2 separate regions of the Homo sapiens genome follow, and region 2 is linked to region 1. Evidence: read pairs that join two places in POLR2A ChIA-PET (ENCODE). Cell type or tissue: CD4-positive, alpha-beta T cell. All regions are shown on one strand. Links, peaks and the distances in the headings refer to the core of each region. The heading gives the core; the rest is flanking DNA.

What was found. Peaks named below come from ENCODE experiments on the same cell type or tissue, not always from the same donor. Only the 100,000 strongest peaks of a DNase experiment are listed, where the experiment ranks them.
Region 2: POLR2A ChIA-PET joins it to region 1 with 5 read pairs; 4 of 35 experiments call an interaction of 5 or more read pairs at or near these places.

The regions. Positions count from the first base shown.
Region 1 is chr18:69,952,478-69,963,269 of GRCh38, reverse strand. It overlaps a transcript of CD226 not described here. Among named protein-coding and RNA genes, the nearest start is that of CD226, 10 kb to the right of the region's middle. In CD4-positive, alpha-beta T cell, for the core only: a CTCF peak has its summit at 3,387; DNase peaks (open chromatin) are centred at 3,419, 3,819, 4,589, 6,399 and 2 weaker places; H3K4me3 peaks cover 2,617 bases; H3K27ac peaks cover 4,118 bases.
Region 2 is chr18:69,824,106-69,834,897 of GRCh38, reverse strand. The region is part of intron 7 of DOK6 (docking protein 6); the gene reads right to left. Among named protein-coding and RNA genes, the nearest start is that of CD226, 120 kb to the left of the region's middle. In CD4-positive, alpha-beta T cell, for the core only: no CTCF peak of the experiment used is centred there; no DNase peak of the experiment used is centred there.

The DNA of each region.
Region 1 (10,792 bases), core at 2,571-7,570:
AAGACAAAGGGCACAACTTTACATGGAGTGTGCCAGCAGGTTAGGAAGAATTTAAAGTATTTATATGTATATTGGTTTATCTGTTTATTTTATAAAATGAGCTGTCTTCTTCTTTCTCCAGTGGATGAAAGAGCTGGTTCCCTCAGCACACTCTTTGGTTTTCGGAACCACTGTTGACTGCCTCAAGCAGGTGCAGGTAGGGGTGAATAAATGCCCTTGCCTGGGGTAAGTCTATGGAAGGACCTTTTCCGGCTGATGCAGCCTGCCCTTCCTGAATCCGTGTAGTCTTTGGGGCCAAGGAGGCAACTTTTCAAATAGGCCACATGTCCTAGGAAGAGGAGGGTGAGACTCTGGCCCTGCTCCCCTTTAAAGCCAGAATTGTTAGATGCTTTCTGATAGCTGAGGGCAATCCTTACTGAGGAGTGGGTAGAAGACATACCCCATCCCCTCAAGAGAGCTGGCCATGAGGGAATGTGGGCTGGACCCAGGGAGTCCTGGTCACTGCTATATCAAGGATGACCCACTGTCCTGGTTTTCCCAGAACTGAGGGGTTTCCTTCAAACCCACAGCCCCCTTGGTGGCTCTTAGGGTGACCATAGAGTTTGTCACCCAAATCAAGACACTTTGGAGAGTGAAATGCCAGGTTGTTAATAAATACAACAAGGTGTATATTGGACTGGATTCAGGGAGCCCGAGAGATGTGATCTTAACCACATTAGATAACATTGTACCAGATTCAGATTCCAGGGAGGTGCAGCCAATGTGTGGCTGAGGCTGGAGACCCTCCCTCATTCAGGCACCTTGCTAAGGTGGTGGGTTTTGGGGACAGTGACTGTTCTGTAGATGCTAACTAAGCAGTTCAGATATAAGCTACATTGTCCAATTGCAGATGAAAATGTTCTCAGTAAAATATTCTAGAAAGAATATATCTTAATTTAAACAATATGAGGTTTCTGCCATTTTGGAAAATGAAATTTTCTTTAAATAATCTGAGATACAGCAGTATTGAGAGCTCAGGAGGCAAAACAACCTTTTTGACACTGAGAGTGTTAAAAGACCCTCAGTGGACCCCGACAAGAGTGGAGCCCACTGGGCCACGGGTAACATGAGGTGGGGGCTGCCTTCCTGGACGATCAGCTGTGGCCTAGCTGGGATCTGCACTGCCATCAATGTGCTGAGGACTGGAGGTCCCACAGCTAGCCAGGCGTGGAACAGGATTTGAACCCAAGTCTCTCTGCAAAGCTCACACTCTTATACTTACAGGATGGCAGCTCTCGCCCACTTTACTAAGTAGCCACAATGCAGTGTGCAATGTTATCAAATAGTTGCAGCAGAAAGGGATGTGGAATGCAGAGGAGAAAGGCATGAGCTTTGTCAGGGAACTGGGACTGGGGGAAAGAGATAGTGGGTATCTGCAAGTCCCTGTTTGTCCATATAGCTGTACTGCTGGCTGCTGCTTCCTGGTGTCATTTAGAAAAATTCCCAAAGAAGAACTTAGCACTTACCCGGGCCTGATGCTTGAGGTCTGGAGTCCTTAAGGTGTGTGTGTAAGTACTTATTTCCTTGAAACCTTGAGACCCTCAAGAGAGGGGGACTAAAAACAGTGGAGGAAGAAAAGAACAGTGGCCAAGGGAGTCGTGGGTGAAGTTTGCTGGGCCCTTGGCAATGCTAAAACCAGGTAAGAACCAGGGTGTGGATTTCTGCTCCAGGGAGCACCTTTCACAGCAGTTCATCCATTGCTTACTTTCATGGGGATATGTGTGTTGTAAAAGGTCTTCAATGATTGATTGTGCAAACATATAACATTTCCACAATATACTAGGTGAAGACCTTTTTGCAGAGTGCCGTCAATAAGTGCCTCATGAATAGCCATTCATAGCCTGACCTGCTTAATAATGTAAAAGAGTATAAAATTCCAGGTAACTAAAAAAATATTTTTGATGCATTCTCAAAATTGGGTCTTGCCATAGAGGAGCATAGGACATACCTCCATTTATTCAAGACTTCTTTTATTTCCTTTGATAAATTAGCAAATTTCTTTGTTTAAATCCTACAAATTCTTGAGGTACATTCATATATATTCACACAGGCACACAATTATACCTACATATACATACACGTGTAAATTTTGCTGTTCTTTTGGATAGGATATACAATAAAGCTACTGAGTCTTATAAAATTATTTTGCTAGGCAGCTTATTAAATTCTTTTCTGTTTTATTTGACCATGTTCTCTAGGTGGATCACCTACAAATCCTACATTTTAAATAATTTTCAAGGTTTACAGCTCCTATTCCTTTTTAAAATCCATTACATTTAGTTAAAACCTCCAGAATATGTTAAATATTGACAGTGATTGTGGCCATCCTTGTCTTATTTCAAAATTGAATTGAGATTTTTCTAGTGTCTCACTATCAAGGTTGCTGTTAGTTTCTCATAAATTTTCTTTATCATGCTGATGAAATTGTAAAATTGCTGTAAGTCTTTCCCAGGAAAGGATATTTAAAATTATCAAGTATCTGGCCAGGCACAGTGGCTCATGCCTGTAATTCCAGCACTTTGGGAGGCCGAGGCAGGCGGATCACTTGAGGTCAGGAATTCAAGACGAGCCTGGCCAAGAAGGCAAAACCCTGTTTCTACTAAAATTACAAAAATTAGCCATGCGTGTTGGTGCATGCCTGTAATCCCAGCTACTTGGGAGGCTGAGGCAGGAGAATCACTTGAACCCAGGTAGTGGAGGTTGCAGTGAGCCAAGATCGTGTCACTGTGCTCCAGCCTGGGCAATAGAGCAAGCCTCCATCTCAACAACAACAACGAAAATTGTCAAGTATCTTTTTGGCATTTACTGGTTGTGTTCATCATAATTGCCTTTTGTTGCTGGAGGAAACTGAGATGTTTGTTCTGCAGTAGCTCCTGCTTTCTATGTTCAGTTCGTTGCTTCCTTGTGGTCTCGTAGTGTCCTTTAACTCAGTCTTTTATTGCCTGTATTCTTTTTATTTTCTTTTTCTTTTCTTTTCTTTTTTTTTTTTTTAAGATGGAGTCTCGCTCTGTCACCCAGGTTGGAGTGCAGTGGCACAATCTTGGCTCACTACAACCACTGCCTCCCAGGTTCAAGTGGTTCTCGTGCCTCAGCCTCCCAAGTAGCTGGGATTACAGACGTGCACCACCACAACTGGCTAATTTTTGTATTTTTAGTAGAGACGGGGTTTCACCATATTGGCTAGGCTGGTCTCGAACTTCATGTGATCCGCCTGCCTTGGCCTCCCAAAGTGCTGGGATTACAGGTGTGAACCACCGTGCCCAGCCATTGCCTGCATTTTCTATGCACTGCTGGTTACTTCTAGAGGCTTGGCTGCATTCAGGCTCAGCTACTCGGGGAAGAGGACTTCCTAGGTGGCGCTGCTTTCTTCCTGCTGCATCGTGTTGGGAGTCCCTCTCATGCCTGGCTGTGCCATATTTAGCAAGATTACGGCTGATCTGAGGGCTCAGGTATCGTCAGTCAGCAGCACGTTTCATCATAGGGTTCCCCATTAACCTTCCACCTCATGGTTTTAGCATCTATTAACAATTGTCTCCATCTATTATTTTAATAGGGGTTGCAAAATGGTGACTTAAAAAATAACTATGATTGTTTTTTCCACTTAGTAGCTGAATTTTCCTATAAAGAGAAACTCGGGTCACCTTGAATTATAATTTGTACAGGAAAGGCAGAGCAAATGCTTGATTCTTTCTTTCCTTACCCTTTGTTAGAACAGCAAGTTAGTGCCTTGGTGACCTTAGAAAAAAAGAGGAAGGAGGTAGCTGATGCGATGCTGCAACTAGGGATGTGATGACTTTTGCTGTTTCCTGCTTCTGTCAGCAACTGGTAAGGTTGAAGAGTGTCTTTGCTTTAAGTTGTTCAAAAAGCCTTTTGCAAGGGTCATGAAAAAATGTTGGAGAGAGGGCTCTTGTTGATCTCTGAGTGGTAATCTTCATTCTATCTCACTGCTTTCCCTCTTTACGTCCATTTGTTCTGCTGGTTAGAACATTTAGGACATCTGTTCTCTGGAGGGATAGGGCAATTTAATTTGTCTCAGGTTATTTTTATTGTTTGTTTTGTAATTTATTATCGATCATGTGATATTTCAACATTTCCCCTGTTTGCTGAGTAAAATTCTGTAGTTACCATGTTGGGGGAACAATGTTGCATCCTTGGGGCCAAGATACTGGGATGCCTGTGTTTCTTTGGAAATGATTCAAAGCTAAGTCTTGGGTTCTTTGTATTTATTACCATATTTCGAGAGCCTCCAAGAGGAAGCTAAATAAACCAGAGAGGATAAACCTCTACAGAGAAACAACAAAAGGTATCTCCATTGTGCCTCCCTTAAAAATAGCAATAGCTAAATAATAAAAATAAAAAACAAAATAGCAATAGCTTTATTATGGGTGATAAGGAGAAGGATGTGTGTGTGTGTGTGTGTGTGTGTGTGTGTGTGTGTGTGTTTGCCTGTGAACACTGAATTAGGGAGTGACCATGAAAAACTAATTTGGGAAAACCCCCCAGCCTGTATCAATCTGCATTTTGTGAGTCAGGGAGTAAGCAAAAGATACTTTCAAGCTAGGTCCCTGTAGGTATGAGCAGCAGCTACTGTCACGATAGATAGGATTTGCATTCACCCTATTGTGAACCACGTGGGTAGACGGTGACTGTTTCAGCCGATGTGTGAGGTTCACTTCAGGGCCCACTGAATAATTTTGAGGAAGAGTTTTGACTCAAAAGAAAACTTGTCTTTGGGTGTGTCCTGCAAAAATCAGTGGGTGTTTTGGGTCAAGACTGTTTTTGTCTTTTTCCTTGAGAAAATCGAAAATTGAGGCAAAAAAGCAGCCCCAACGATGGCAGATTGGAAACAAGATGGAATTGGGATTGTGATCACAATATGGAAACCTTACAGATGGAAGTCATTGCATGGCTTCGTCCTATTCTACAAGTGCTGACTGAGCACCTGGCATGGTCAAGGGCCCTGTGCAAGGATCTGATAGAGCAGGGATAAGAGACTTTACCTGGGCCTGGAAGTGCCTGTCAGGCTCTAGTAAAAAATGCAGCGAGTGAATAGGCATAATAGGATGTGGCAAGTATTTCAGTGAGGACATATTTGGGGTTCTCAGGAAACTCACAGGACAGATGTGGGCCCCAGGGAGAGTATAAGATACATTGGAGCTGAGACCTGCTGGATGGGAGAGGGATAAGAGGTGAGGAAACTCCACGTGCAAAGGCCCTGCCCCATTAGAGCATTGTCCTCAAATTACACAATGTAAGTTGGATGAGCAATAAAGGCTAGGAGTGAGCAGAAGACTTATAAGACATAACACTGGGAAAATGGCAGTCATCAATGACGCAGGCCTTGCAAGTCAGTAAGACATTTGGATATTCTCTTGGGGACAGTGAGGCATTGAAGGGAGTGACGAGAGTCAGGCAGGTGTTTGAGAAGGCTACTCTGGCTACCTCTGGCCCACAATAAGTCTTAGTAAACACTTGTGTCTTGAGAGGCAGTATTGCACTTTCTTCTCCCTTGCTTTCGTATATGCGGTGGTCCAGCAGAAGAGACCAGTCCTGTACCTGCGATGCATAATTAAATGTGCAGGGTAGGGCAGCCCCATGAGTGCCTTCTCACCTGTCAAACGTCCTTCCTTCCTAGTCTTTCTATGAATTTTACACACTAAAGCCTCAGCCACAATCCTTCATGGTGGTTTAACCAGCAGGGAACCTCCATAACCTAATAAATCAAAGGAATCAATAAAACTAACGTTGCCATGGCCTGGTGCAGCAAAAAACCTAGTGTTTCTAAGAGACAAAAGCTGCTAAACATGCAGGGTTCGTTCTCAGGAAACACCGACTTGTGTACTTTTTCTGTCGGAGAATGGGAGACAAAGAAAAAAAAAAGAGTATCTAGAAAGTAAGACCGAAACATACTTAGATATGGGCAGAGATAAGGAAGCCTCTTGACTTAAAAAGAGGGCTGAATCTAATGTGCTTTGATTGGCAGGAAAAAACACGAGGAAGAAAAGGCAAAGAAACAAACTGATTTCGGCGGGGAGTGTAGTTTCTATTTAGAGCTAGAACAAAGGAGAAGTGCGTCCTTTCAAATTATAGATTCTTTGGGGGAAAAGAGGGACAGAACTTTATCTGAGTTTGGAATGAGTCTGAGTAGCTGCAATAGTAAAGTTGCTTCCAGAAGCAGGTAAACTTGACTTCAAAAAACCCCGCTTCATGAAATATTAGTGATTCACTTCAGTTGCTATCTGAGGAAGTTCTGGTAGAGAGAAGAGCTCAAGAGCATGGGCAGAGTCAGCTCCTGAGTGGGCTGAACGCTCCCCTCAGCTCCTGCAGTGCTAATTAAGGGAGGGAGCAGCGGGGAGCTTGCAGTGACCAAGAGGGTGTTGAGGCTAGGAGGCCACGATAAACAGGATACGATAAAAGTCCTTAACCAAGACGCAGATGGGAAGAAGCGTTAGAGCGAGCAGCACTCACATCTCAAGGTTAGTAACCTTCTCAGAAAAAAGACTGGATGTGTCTGAGCTCAACTTTTTAAATGAATCGTGTGCGAAAGGGTGGGGGCTGCCAGTGAAACCATGGCAAGTTGATGCAGCAGGACAAGAGAGTTGCCGGAAAAAGCTGGAGTAAGTTAAGTGCTCGGTGTTCTGTGAACTGTTAGTTTAATGAGGGGTGCAGTTTGTAGTAAAAGGGTGCCAGTTAAGTACTTTTTCTCAGTCTGTCTCTAGAATTGTATTTATAATAGATCTGATCGTAAAGTTCTTGAGAATAAGAAAACTGAGCTAATTTTACCGGCATCTGGTCTGTCAAGCTTAAATCTTCCTTCTCTCCAGCAAGACTGAACAAGGATGAACTTAAATAATAAATGTCCATGATCCAAAGATTTATTATCCTACTCAAGGGTTGGGAAACTTTTTCTGTAAAGGGCCAGATAGTTAATATTTACAGCTTTGTGGGCCGTGTGGTGTCTGTCAGTTGTGACCTAACACCTCTTGGTTCCAGCATTGCAGCACAAAAACAGCGGTGGATGGTATGTAACCAAGTGAGCATGGCTGTCTCCAACCAAACTGTTTATGGAAATCAGTGGGCTGCGCCCAGCCCTCAGGCCATAGTTTCAGAACCCTGTCTTAGAGGATCCCTGCTGAACCCCAACTGGAGTCTTTGCGTTGACTGGAAGTGGGGTTCTACTGGTCACTCAGCAGTAGCCTCACTCCTGGGGACATGTGTATGACTTGCCAAGGTTCTAAGGGTATCGTGGTCTAGAGGAGACCATGTGGCCCACATTGGAAAGGTTCTCTTAATGAGATTATTTGAGGAAGGGAGCAGAAACCCAGACTATTGTGTTCCTGAGGAAATTTTTTTTTTTTTTTTTTTTTTGAGATGGAGTCTCGCTCCTTTGCCCAGGCTGGAGTGCAGTGGTGCGATGTCGGCTCACTGCAAGCTCTGCCTCCTGGGTTCACGCCATTCTCCTGCCTCAGCCTCCTGAGTAGCTGGGACTACAGGTGCCCGCTACCACACCCGGCTAATTTTTTGTATTTTTAGCAGAGACGTGGTTTCACCGTGTTAGCCACGATGGTCTCGATCTCCTGACCTCATGATCCGCCCGCCTCGGCCTTCACTTTGGGATTACAGGCGTGAGCCACCGCACCCGGCCTCCTGTGGAAATCTTACTGGAAGTATGAGCCTCTTAACAGCTGGGGCATCCCAGCAGAAGGCAGGCAAACCCTCGCATCTGAGAAGGAGTGGAGGGAGCAAACGACCTCTCACACTATAATCTTCCCAGCCCCAGTCACTTGTTCTGAGTTTAGCTAGATTTTCTGTTCACAGTCCTCTGCTTTCCAGCATGTGAATAGTTTTCCAAGCAAGTGTCGAAAGGTATCAGAGCAGATTCTCCATCACACACATCAGGTGTTTTTGCATAAACTGGGGAAGGTGGGGTCATTGAGTAGACACTAGGAGACTCCTCCCAATGCTCAGAAACCATAGAGACATCTGGGGAAGCAGGACATATTGTAGGTAGCAGAAACAATGAAACTGAGGTGACAGGGAAGGTTCTACCTGGGTGGACAGCCTACAGGAAGAAGAACAGTGTGGCTGAAGAGTGTTCCCCGTCCCCACCCACCCAGGCCACCTAGGAGTCTGCATTCAGAGGCAAGCTTGTGAGATGAATTCATGCTCATGTGGTTAGCTGAGACATTTTTAATAGTAGAGAAATCCAGTAATATTTTGATTAATGACTTCCTTGAGGACAAAGCTCTTTTATACAGACAGCTCTATTAGAAAAAAAACCTCAAGCCAAAATCCCTTCATAAATCATGCAAAAAATGGCTGCTGACACAACAAAAATAGCTCAAGCGCTGTCTCTATTTGTCTTTGGTTAGATGTTGATAAATAGGGCTCATCTCTAGCAAAGTCGTAACAGCTGGACTTTGTCTTCAGCTGCAAGTCTTTCTGCCCCTTTCATTCGAATCTGTGACCTCTAGGACCCTCAATTCCAGGGTGCAAATACACAAGTTCTCTTCATCTCTTGACTAGTTGGCTCTGGATGCCTTGGGAATAAGGAGTTCCTACAAGTTATTACCAGTTAGTACCCCTTTTCCAGTCCTCCTCCCATGAACCTCATTTCTTTATCCTGGGTGAGGAAGTTCACTTTGGGCCTGATCATAGAAACCACCGAGAGTGGATGATGCTAGGTTTCATCTCATTTCCTTTAGGATTTGAGGCAGCACGGTGTTGCAGATGCCTGCTTGGCCCTCAGCCCTTCTACCTCTCTACCTGCACCTCTACCCCACTTTACCCAACCCTGACCCCTCCCTCAGAAAATAGATATGTTTTGGCATTTGTTTAATAAGCACATAATGATTTTTAAAAATATCTTAAATCATTTATCTGACAACCTCGACTATCATGATCTTTTGCATTATTGATTTCCAGCTGTTATCACAAAGTTGTGACAGAGTGTGTCTGTGGACTCTATGCTTAGACTGTACTATGCTAATGTACTGTATTCTTAGAATGTACTTGGCATCTTTGGACCGGGGTGGTTGGGGGATCAAATGAAATCAATTAATACGTGGCCAACAGCAAGATGGGGTGGCCTCATTCATTGGTAAGACCTGGGGTGAATGTGGACTCATACTATTCACTAGTAACAATTTTTAAAAATTGAGGTGAAATTCACATAACATTGTTCACCTAAGATTTAGTCAACATAAGATTAAACTTTTTTTTTTTTTTTTTGAAACGGAGTCTTGCTCTGTTGACCTGGCTGGAGTGCAGTGGCACAATCTCAGCTCACTGCAACCTCCACCTCCTGGGTTCAAGCGATTCTCCTGTCTCAGCCTCCCAAGTAGCTGGGATTACAGTTGCGCACCACCACGCACAGCTAATTTTTGTATTTTTAGTAGAGTCGGGGTTTCACCATGTTGGCCAGGCTGGTTTTGAATTCCTGACCTCAAGCAATCCACCTGCCTTGGCCTCCCAAAGTACTGGGATTACAGGTGTGAGCCACCACACCAGGTCAAGATTAAATATTTTAAAATATACAGTTCAGTGGTATTTAGTACATCCACAGTGTTCTGTGATGACCGCTTTTATCAGATTCCAAAACATTTTCATCATTTTAAAGAAAACCCCATACCTTAAACAGTCACTCCCTATTCCCTCCTTCCAACAGTCAATCAATTGGCAAATCACCAATCTGCTTTCCATCTCCATGGATTTAACTATCTGGATATTTCATATAAATGGATTCTTACAAAATGTGGCCTTTTGTTTCTGCATTCTTTGACTTAGCATAATGTTATCAAGGCTTATTCATGTTGTAGCATGCATTAGCCCTTCATTCCTTTTTATGGCTGAGTAATATTCCATTGTATGGATTTGATCACAATTTGTTCATTCATTCATTCACCTGTTGGCAGACGCTTGGATCGTTACCACCTTCTGGCTTTTGTGAATAATGCTGCTGTAAACATTGGTCTACAAATATTGGTTTGAGTATATTCTTTTGAGTATATACCTAGGAATAAAACTTCTGGGTCATACAGTAATCCTGTTGAACGTTTTGAAGAATCTCTAAACTGTTCTTCACAGCAGCTGCATCATTTTACATTTCTTTACAACGCTTGTGCAACAGTACACAAGGGTTCGAATTTCTCCACATTTTCCCTAACATATTAATTTTTCTCTTTTTGATTATGTCCATCCTAGTAGATATAAAGTGAGTTCTCATTGTGGTTCTTATTTGTGTTTCCTTATTGACTGATAATGTTGAGCATCTTTTGGAGAAAAATGTCTATTCAAGTACTTTGCCCATTTGAAAATTGGGTTGTTTCTTTTATGTTAAAGTGTGAGAGTTCCTTATATATTATGGATATTAGACCATAATCAGATAGATTATTTGCAAATATTTGCTTGCATTCTGTAGGGTGACTTTTCACTTTCTTGAAAATGTCCTTTGATGCACAAAAGTTTTTAATTTTAGTAAGTCCAATTTATTTTTTTCTTTTGTTGCCCATAGGTTTGCTGTCATGTCTAAGAATCCGTTGACAACTTCCAGGTCTTAAAAATTTACCCCTGTGCTTATTCTAAGATTTCTACAGTCTGAGGTCTTATATTTAGGTCAACCCATTTTGAGTTAATTTTTGTGTTTCACGGAGGTAGGGATCCAATTTCATGCTTTTGCATGTGGCTATCCAGTTGTCCCAGGACCATTTATTGAAGAAGCTATTCTTTCCCCACTCAGTGGGGTTGGCACCTT
Region 2 (10,792 bases), core at 3,642-8,641, 130 kb after region 1:
CCAGCCATGCAAAACTGTGAGTCAATTAAATGTCTTCTCTCTATAACTTACCCAGTCTTGGGTATGTCTTTATAGCAGTGTGAAAATGGACTAATACATACAGAGTATCTAATAATTGGGCAGTTAAGTAAATGTGAAAACCAGATGTAAGTAGAAGCAACCCAGGGCTCTCTACGACATCTTGTAATAAATAAACTTACTATTTAAATGTATGTTTGTATATTTTTTATTAATATATTACAGTTGCATATATTTTGAGAGAACACATGATGTTCTGAAACATGTATAGAATGTGTAATGATCAAGTCAGGGTAAGTGGGATATTCATCATCTCAAGCATTTATCTCTTTTTGTGTGTTGGACATATTGGAGTTCTTTACTAGCTAATTTGAAAAATACAATAAATTATTGTTAACTATAATTTATCTACTATACTATGGAATACTGAAACTTATTCCTTCTATCTAACTGTATTTTTGTTTCCATTAACCAACGTCACTTATCTCCTTCTTCCACTTTCCCTTCCAAGCCTCTGGAAACCACCGTTCTACTCTCTATCTCCAGGAGATCCACATTTTCAGCTCTCACATATGAGTGAGAACGTGTAATATTTGTCTTTTTGTGCCTGGCTTATTTCACTTAACATAATGACCCTAGTTCCATCCATGTCACTGCAAATGACAGGATCTCATTCTTTCTTATGGATGAATAGCATTGCATTGTGTATATGTACCACATTTTCTTTATCCATTCATCTGTTTATGGACATAGGTTGATTCTCTATCTTGGCTATTGTAAATGATGCTGCAATAAACATGGGAATGCAAATACCTCCTTGACATACTAATTTCCTTTCTTTTGGATGTGTACCTAGAAGTGGGATTGCTAGTTTTTTTGAGAAATCTCCATTTTATTTTCCATAATAGCTGTACTACTTAATATTCCCACAACACTTGAGCATTCCCATTTTCCACATCCTTGACAGCATTTGTTATTTTTTGTCTTTTTGATAATAACAGTTTAAGTGGGGTGAGATGATATCCCATTGTAGTTGTGATCTGCATTTCTCTAATGATTAGTTATGTTGAGCTTTTATATCTACATATCTGTTTGCCACTTGTATATCTTATTTTGAGAAATGTCTATTCAGGAGTTTGCTTATTTTTACATTTTGCTTTTTTTTGCTACTGAGTTGTTTGAGTTATTTATATATTCTGGTTATTAATACCTAGTCAAATCAATAGTTTAGGAATATCTTCTCCCATTCTTTAGGTCGTCTCATTTATTTGTTAGCTTTTTTTCCTTTGCTGTGCAGAAGCTTTTTAGCATGATGTAATACCATTTGTCTATTTTGCTTTTGTTTCCTGTGCTTTTGTGGTCTTACTCCCCAAAATCTTTGTCCAGACCAATGTCCTGTAGCATTTCCCCAATATTTTCTTTTAATAGTCTGAAGTTTTAGGTATTACATTTAAATCTTTACTCCATTTTGAGTTTATTTTTATATGTGGTGAAAGATGGGACTCTAGTTTAATTCTGTGTATAAATAACCAGTTTTCTCAGCACCATTTATTAAGCAGACTGTCCTTTCTTTAAGGTATGTTCTCAGCATCTTTGTTAAAAATGAGTTGGCTGTAAGCACGTGGATTTATGTCTGGGTCCTCAACTCTTTCCATTGTTCTGTGTTTCTGTTTTTTGCCAGTACCATGCTGTTTTTGTTACTATACCATTGTAGTTTAATTTGAATTGGGATACTGTGATGTCTCCAGCTTTGTTCTTTTTGCTCAGGATAGCTTTCGTTATTTGGGGTCTTTTGTGGTACCGTGTGAATTTTAGAATTGTCTTTTCTACTTCTGTGAAGAATGTTATTGGTATTTTGATAGGGATTGCATCGAATCTGTAGATTGCTTTGGGTAGTATGGACATTTTAACAATGTTTATTCTTCCAATCCATGAACATGGAATATCTTTCCATTTTTTTGTACTCTTCAATTTCTTTCATCAGTATTTTATATTGTCCCTTGTTGTAAAGATGTTCACTTCTCTGGTTAAATTTATTCTTAGGTATTATATTTGTATTAATAGCTATTGTAAATGAAATTGTTTTCTTTATATTTTGTAGCCATTGTAAATGAAATTGCTGTCTTTATTTTTTTTTCAGATTGTTCGCTGTTAGTGTATAGAAACACTACTGACAGGCCATAATGAATAATGAGATTGAAGGAGTAATAAAAGTCTTCCACCAAAGAAAAGCCCAGGACCTAGTGGAATCACTGCCAACCTTTGCCTATCAGTAATACCAGTTTCACTTAAACTATTTCAAAAAATTGAAGAGGAGATAATACTTCCAAACCTACTCTATGAGGCAAGTATGACTCTGATACTAAAACCAGAAAAATATAGAAAAAAAGAGAAAACTACAGGCCAATATCTCTGATGAACATAGATTCAAAAATTCTCAACAAAATAGTAGCAAATAGAATTAAACAACACATTAAAGAGATCATTCACCTTAATCAAGTGGGATTCATCCTCAGGATACAAGGATGGTTTAACAATCAATAAACATGATACATTACATCAACAAAATCAAGGACTAAAACTAAAACTAGATCATTTTAATAGATGCTATAGAAGCACTTGATAAAGTTCTACATTGCTTCATTATGAAAACCCTCAAAGAATTGGGTATAGAGGGAACATATCTCAACCAAATAAGGGCTATTTTTTACAAACCCACAGCTAGTATCATACTGAATGGGGAAAAATTGAAAGCCTTTCCACTAAGAACTGGAACAAAACAAGAATGCCCACTTTTACCACTTTTATTCAACATAGTACCAGAAGCCCTAGTCAGAGCAATTACGCAAAAGAAAGAAAGGGCATCCAAATTGTAAAAGAAGTCAAATTATCCTTGTTTGAAGTTGTTATGATCTCATATTTAGAAAAATCTAGAGACTCCACTAAAAAACTCTTAGAGGTGGTACATAAATTTACTAAAGTTGCAGGATACAAAATCAATATACCATATATTAATTATGCTTAGCAATACTAGGACTTATTGCCAACATCTTTTCTATAAACTGTATCTGAATTTTACTCAATTTGTTTTAATTATAAGTCAAACCAGACTAGTATGGTTATGATTTGATCACTGTGCTCTCCTAGAGTGCTTCTGAAATTCCTTTGGAGATCTCAGGGTCTCAGTAGCTTCATGACCTTAAGTAGATTTGTTGGGGGTGTCCAGGCTCATATTCAGCACATTTGAGAAATGGGGAATGAAGATCAATGGTTTCAATCCATAAAGACAGTGATGTAGAAAAGCCATAATATAATAACCACTGTTCATTGAGCATGTATTTCATGTAGATCCAGTGCTAAGTACCTTAGAAATCATATTTTAAAAATCCTCATATCAACTCTGTACAGTGAGATTGCATATTGTGATGGCTTTTATGTGTCAGCAGGAATGGGTTAAAGAATGCCCAGATAGCTGGTGAAACATTATTTCTGAGTGTGTCTGTGTAGGTATTTGAGGGCAGGTTAGCATCTGAATCAGTAGACTAAGAAAAGAAAATCTGCCCTCACCAATATGGGCGGGCATCATCCAGTCCATTTGGATAGAACAGAAAGAGGAGGAATGGCACATTTTCTCACTGTTTGAGCTGGAACATCCATCTTCTTCTGCCCTCAGACATCAGAGCTCCAGGCCTTTGGACTATGGGACCTACACCATTGGCTTTCCTGGTTCTCAGGCCTTCAGACTTGGACTGTGTCTCACTTCTGGCTCTTTTGGGTCTCCAGCTTGCAGATGGCAGATCATGGAACTTCCTGGCCTCCATAATAAGGTGAGCCAATTCCCATAATAGATCTCCTCTTATATATCTATATGTATCCTACTGGTTCTATTTCTCTGGAAAACCCTTACTCATACACATATCTTCATTTTACATGTGGAAAAAAAATAAATTAGAAGCTCAGAGGTATTTAACAACTTGCCAAGCTGGATAGTGCAGAAGAAGTCAGACCTAGGTTTCCTGGAAACAGAAGCCAAAGCATTGCCCTGAACATGTTCTCCTTTTCCTTATAGAAGTTCTTTAAACACATGGGTCACTTTAGGATACAGTACAGCTTCAGAGAAGAAGTAATGTCAATTTTCACAACTCAATGCCTTAAGACTTGATTCACGTTCCTTCAAAATTGTGAAGTGTGTTGCTGAATAACAAAAAACAATTCAAACAGGTAAAGCTATGTCTTAGTCTGCTGGGGCTGCCATAATAAAATGCCACAGACTGGGTAGCTTCAGCCACATTTATTTTCTCAAAGTTTTATAGGCTGGAAGTCCAAGATCAAGGTGTTGGCAGGGTTGCTTTCTTCTGAGGCCTCTTTCCTTGGTTTGCAGATGGCCATCTTTGTGCTGTGTCCTCACACGGCCTTTCCTCTGTGTGTGAGCATGTCAGTTGTCCTAATCTCCTTTTCTTATAAGAACACCAGTTGTATCAGATGAGGTTCTACCCATATGATCTCATTTTACCTTACTTATCTCTTCAAAGATCTTATCTTTAAATACAGTTGTATGTGGGTTTAGGGAGTCAACCTATGTATTTTTGGGGGGATAAAGTCAGTCTATAACAAGCTATAAAAATCAAAATGAATCAGGAGACATTAATTCATAACATCTTTTCTTTTTCTAGGGACTTTTTTTCTTCCAGCTTCATTGAGGTATAATTGGTAACAAAAACTGAACATAATTAATGTACATAATTTAGTGGGTTTGGACGTTGGAACAATTATTTTCTTGGCCTTTTTTCTGGAAGGTATTTGCACTTGTTTGTGAAATTATATAATTTGGCTTAAAATTACATACAATGATTAAATATGGCATGTAATTTCTGATTCTTCAAATTGTCAAAAAAATTAGTTTTAATTTAATGGCTGTTATATGTCACTAGGTTTCTGACATAAACTGTCAAATTGCATTGCACTAATTTACATTCCCACCTAACGGATATAAAAGTACTTTCTTTCTTAACATTAGATATGAATATTATTAGATTTTTAAAAATCTTTTTTCCAAGTTGAATACAAAAAACTACATCTCATTGTTTTGTTAATTTCTTTTTTTTTTTCCTATAGAAAGTATTTCATTTCTCGTGGTCAAATCTGTCTTTGTGTTTTCTGGGTTTTGTGTCTTGATAACAAGTCTTTCTTCATTGCAGTAATATTAAAATATTTTCTCCTACTTTCTTCTTAATACTTTCATAAATTTCTTCTAACTTTAGCTCTTTAATTCATTGGGAATTTATCTTGGCTCTCACTCTAAATTAAGGACTCCTATATTGTGTAATGGTTAATAGTATAAACTCTAAAAGAAGACTACTTGGTTTGACTTCCAGCTCCACTACTTACCAGCTGGGTGACATCCAGAAAGTTCTTTACTCTTTCCCTCAAGTTCCTCAGCTGTACAATGGCAATCATAATAGTTTCTACTAATAGAATCATGTATTAAATGAGTTAGTACATAATGGTGCAGGATAATATTAGATAACAATAGTGTTAGTTTTTGTCTGGTTTAGAATTTTTAGAAACTTCTCTTTGTTTCCAGTGTTTTAAGCTTCAGGATGAAAAGCTGTATTTTTTTTTTTTAATTAAGGAACCAAAGTCTCTCATTTCCAAGAAATATTTAGAATTATTAAAATAATTTCCTGTTAATTATTTCCTTCCATTTCTCTGTTTTCTCTCCCTCTTTTCCACCTCTGTTCTCTTTTTCTGGATCATTTCTTAATTATATGTTCAAGTGGTGTACTGATCTGGTACTTTTCTAATCTTGTCTATTTTCACTCTCCTTTTTGCTGCTTTACTATGTGGGAGATTTGTGATTTCCTTAACCTCATCTTTGAGATTTACAGAATTAAAAAACATTCTATTACCCAAATGTTAATTTATAAAGGCTTTTATTCCCCTTCTCCCTTCACTCTCTCCTTTCTCTAACATACATACTATATATATATATATACACATAAATGTATTGCTATTAATAATGGGACTTTCATCTCAAAGCTTGGTTCTTTTTTGTTTATCTCATAAGTGGATATGCAACTATTCTTTACTTATATCTTTAAACCTTAGATAGAAATATTTGAGTGGGAAAACTGCCTATCATTTAATTTTATGTAGTGCTCAGCCCACAGTTATAAAAAGACTGGTAGGTTAACAGCAATATCCAAACACTAAAATATAGTGAATATAATGTAGTTTATAATAATTTGATTTGTCTTGAAGATGGTTTAATTTGATTCAAATAGAATTATATTTTCATAGCTATTTTATAAATTCTCCATAATAAAAATAGTCTTATGTCTCTTATTTTAGTCAATGTAGCATTCATTTGTTTCTGTTGCTTGCATTTAATTTCTCTTGTATTTTAATTATTGTAATTACCTAGTGAGATATTAATTTTCTACAACTGCGATCTCTTTGCAAAGCTTAGATGAATTCTTTACCATTAGCAAATAGATAATTCATTTGAATAATTATGAAGTTTATAAGCAATCTGTGACAGCCAGTAAAATGGTAAATGTTAAAATGGCATAATCTAAGTGAAAACATTATATAAAGACTGGAGAATACATGAAATAAAAATTCACTAATGTTGATTAACAAGAGGAATGGGAAAATATAATGAAAAATTCAGGTATTTAGTTTTTAAACTATAAATATTTCATTGCTATCTTCAAAGTCTCAGTCATAAAGAATATTATATTAAAGTATCTTTGTTTTAATTTCTGAACATATTATTAGAGAGTTTTAATAATCAAGGAACTACTTAGGATGATGAAGTACAGTATTCCCGGTTTAGATAGAGATCTGAACCATAAAGTGAGCTATTTAAAGAAATTTACTGAAACACCATATTAATGTCCTACAAATCAATAACAAGAATAATACATGTAAGTTTATAGTTCTTAAAACGATATATTAAGAAAAAACTTGAAAATTTTGCTACATTTCTTTTCTAAAAATTTAAATGAATGCAAGAAAACACATTTTCATGAGAATGAGACTTCTCTGCGCAATATATACTTAAAGATTTGTTACAAAAGAAATAGTATAGACAAAATTATTGAATGTTACGTACATTTACAGAGGAGTCAGTATGCAGAAAGCTCAGGCTACATATAAGAAACATCATGAAATTATTTAAAATTTACTATCTGGCATTCATATAATGTAGCACAATTTTATTCTGTGGTGGATACAGGGTTAAGCTTGCATTTAGTCCAAGGGCTTTTGAAATGACTTCGACGATATGTGTTAAAAAAATTTGCTTAACTTGATAAAGATCTGAATTTTCATCTTACTTTCTAGAAGTTTGATATGTAATTATCAAAATGAATTACCAAAGAAGAAGTTTGCCTAGGGCTTTTCTTTCTGATAACTGATTAGATTAATTTTTCAGAGATCTGGGAAGCATTCTGATCATCAGGAACAAAATTTTGACTTTCATATTTGTAAATATTCCCTTTGTCACTCTTATAAGGCTACAATGTCCAAATGGTCATGGCTTTAAAACTTTTTATGTTTCATCATTATGAATTATACCCAAATCCAAATGGCAAGTAGTAGCAGATGAGATTGGGAATGGAGAGGGAATCAGTCATGGAAAGTTTGTTATACTCTACCAAACAGATTGGATAATTTTTTCTAATAGGTGATAGGAAGCTTTGAATGATTTTAAGAAAGTGAGTGATTGGATCAGATTTATGGTTTGGAAGCTCATTCAATGGGACTACCAAGTAGCTGCTTTCAACTCTGTTTCCACTATACTATATCTGATGAGTAACAATTTATCCCTAGATCAAACAATTGTTTTTATGCAAGACTAGTACAGAGATTAAAAAGAAGCTTCTGGTTTTATTTGCATTTCCCAAGGTTTAGTAACAATTCCCCATTTTCTGCAGCAAATTATAATCCTCTAGCATCCAATAGGAGAGTTGAGAATTGTGGATACAGATCTATATAAGAATGGGACCAGAAGGGGTGGGTATGATAGGGAATTGAGAAAGTTTATTCTTACTGAGAAAAATCTATAATTATTTATTACAGTTAAGTTCATGATTCTAAGGTCTGCATTATACAATGAATAAACCATGCAATAATTTCAGAGCCTAGAAATCTGAAATCTAAATAACTTTCTAGTTAGTAACACCTACTGGACTGGATATTGCAATATGTTTCTACTAGTATTGTAACCATCCCAATAGAAAGTAAGAGATCAGAGATTCATGAAAATGGAGTCAAGATTGTAGGAGAAAGAAGGAATTTTCTTGACATTCCTCATGTTTTAGGAGAACACTTTTCTAGGTGGGTTTAGCAACCCTTATTAGCCATAGTACCACTCTGCCAGTGGGCAGCAATAAAAATTGTCATCTTAACCCCTTATTAGTCTTTAATGTATTAATTGGAAGAATATATTTGAGATATATTTTTATGAATTATTTTTCATATTAAATACTAATGTTTTTGGCTAAAGAAATGTACGTTCAGAGTAACTGCTACTTTACAATATTCTGGTCCATGTTCTGATGGAACTGAAAACCTGCAGGATATGGAAAAGGCTGAGAGTACAGATGCCAAGGCCAGTCCTAGCACTTACCAGCTTACTTTGGGTCAAATATAATCACATATCAAGTAGCAGAGTGTTAGGCTCATGATAATACTGAAAGCTTAGTGAGCACTAGCAGTGTCAGACATCCCATTTATGTCAATTTACTTAATAGACCTGATAGGCCTACAGGAGAGGTGCTCTTATCCTCATTCTTAGATGAGGACACTGAAGTACACAGACAGTAATGGTGGAACTCAGGCTACCAGCTCAAAACTCTTCACTGACCTCCAAAATGTTAACACTGCCATACAGCACAGTGATTGGGGAAAAGGACAATATTTTGCAAATAAAAGCATATTTTACAGGCAAAGGTGCAAGGCAAGCATCATGCTTTTTTTTTTTAATGCCACACTGTTACAAGATTTTCAAAAGAGCACAGCATAATCTGAATTATTTGTATTTTGTATGTACTTGACTATGAGAATATTTTTTCCCAAACATTTGTTATCTCTTTACGTTTTACTTTCGTTTCATAATTGTGAAAGTCAGAAACATTAGTGTTTCTGTTTTATTTTATGAGTAATAATCATTTAATAGAATAGAAAGTTAAATCTTGAATAGAAGTTATGATTGATCGAGACCATCCTGGCTAACACGGTGAAACCCCGTCTCTACTAAAAAATACAAAAAAATTAGCCGGGCGTGGTGGTGGGCACCTGTAGTCCCAGCTACTCGGGAGACTGAGGCAGGAGAATAGCATGCCCAGGAGGCAGAGGTTGCAGTGAGCCGAGATCGTGCCACTGCATTCCAGTCTGGGTGACAGAGCAAGACTCCGTCTCAAAAAAAAAAAAAAAAAAAAAAAAAAGAAGTTATGATTGATAAACCGTTTGCAATGTTCTTGGATTCTTGGATTACATTGGTGACAATGGGTTGGCTAATGTTCCTAAATTCACTCTGTGCTCTCACTACTGCAGTAGAAGATAAGAGTATTTTAATGTAAACCATTTATGTTTCCATAATTAATAACATTGACTTAATGCAAATTGGTAAGTCACATAAATTAAGTTTTTCTAAATCTTACTAAATCAAAGACAGAAACAGTTTATGTTTGTTCGAGTCTTTTTGTCTCTAAGCCTGCACACAAGTCTCTATACCTCTATCAAATTTGAAAAAAACTTCCTGTACTGGGAAATTTGGGTAGCTCTTTGGAGAAACATATTAGTTTATGTTCTCTCTCTACATTATAGATGAAAAGAAATTACAAAGACCTTGAGAAATAAGGAAGTAGATAAGCATTAAGTAACACTAGAAAGAAATTTAGAAAAATAGTTTGAATTGTGAGATTTTTCTAAGTACAAAAGCAGTTGAAGTTGAAATGAATGATCATTTGTAATTTTTCAAGACTAAGACTAAAAGAATCATACCCTGGATATGACTCCTCTCAGTCTTCACTTCATTCAGTCCTGCGGAGCCGCAATTTAAAGTGGCTTTCTCAGGACAGGGCGGTACCAATCTCCTTTAATAAATACCATTTGGGTGTTCATTAACACTTCAGCCTGGATTCACAAGGGGTCATGACAGTGAATGGGTTTGAAGTGGTTTGTAAACGATTTTTGTTAAAAATTTGAAGGACACTGGGTGCAGTGGCTAACACTTGTAATCCTAGCACTTTGGGAGGCCAAGGTGGGAGGATCACTTGAGCTTAGGAGTTTGAAACCAGCCTGGGCAACATGGTGAGACCTCATCTCTACAAAAAATACAGGAATTAGTTGGCATGGTGGCACGTGCCTTGGTTTCAGCTACTTGGGAAGCTCAGGCAGGAGGATTGCTTGAGCGCAGGAGGATTGCTTGAGCCCAGGAGGAGGTTGAGGCTGCAGTGAGCTGAGACACCACTGCACTCCAGCCTGGGCAACAGAGTGAGACCCTGTCTCAAAAAATTTTTTTTTTTTGTAAAAACCATCATTCTTAGCAAACTATCGCAAGGACAAAAAACCAAACACCGCATGTTCTCATCCATAGGTGGGAATTAAACAATGAGAACACATGGACACAGGAAGGGGAACATCACACACCGGGGCCTGTTGTGGGGTGGGGGGAGGGGGGAGGGATAGCATTAGGAGATATACCTAATGTTAAATGACGAGTTAATGGGTGCAGCACACCAACATGGCACATGTATACATATGT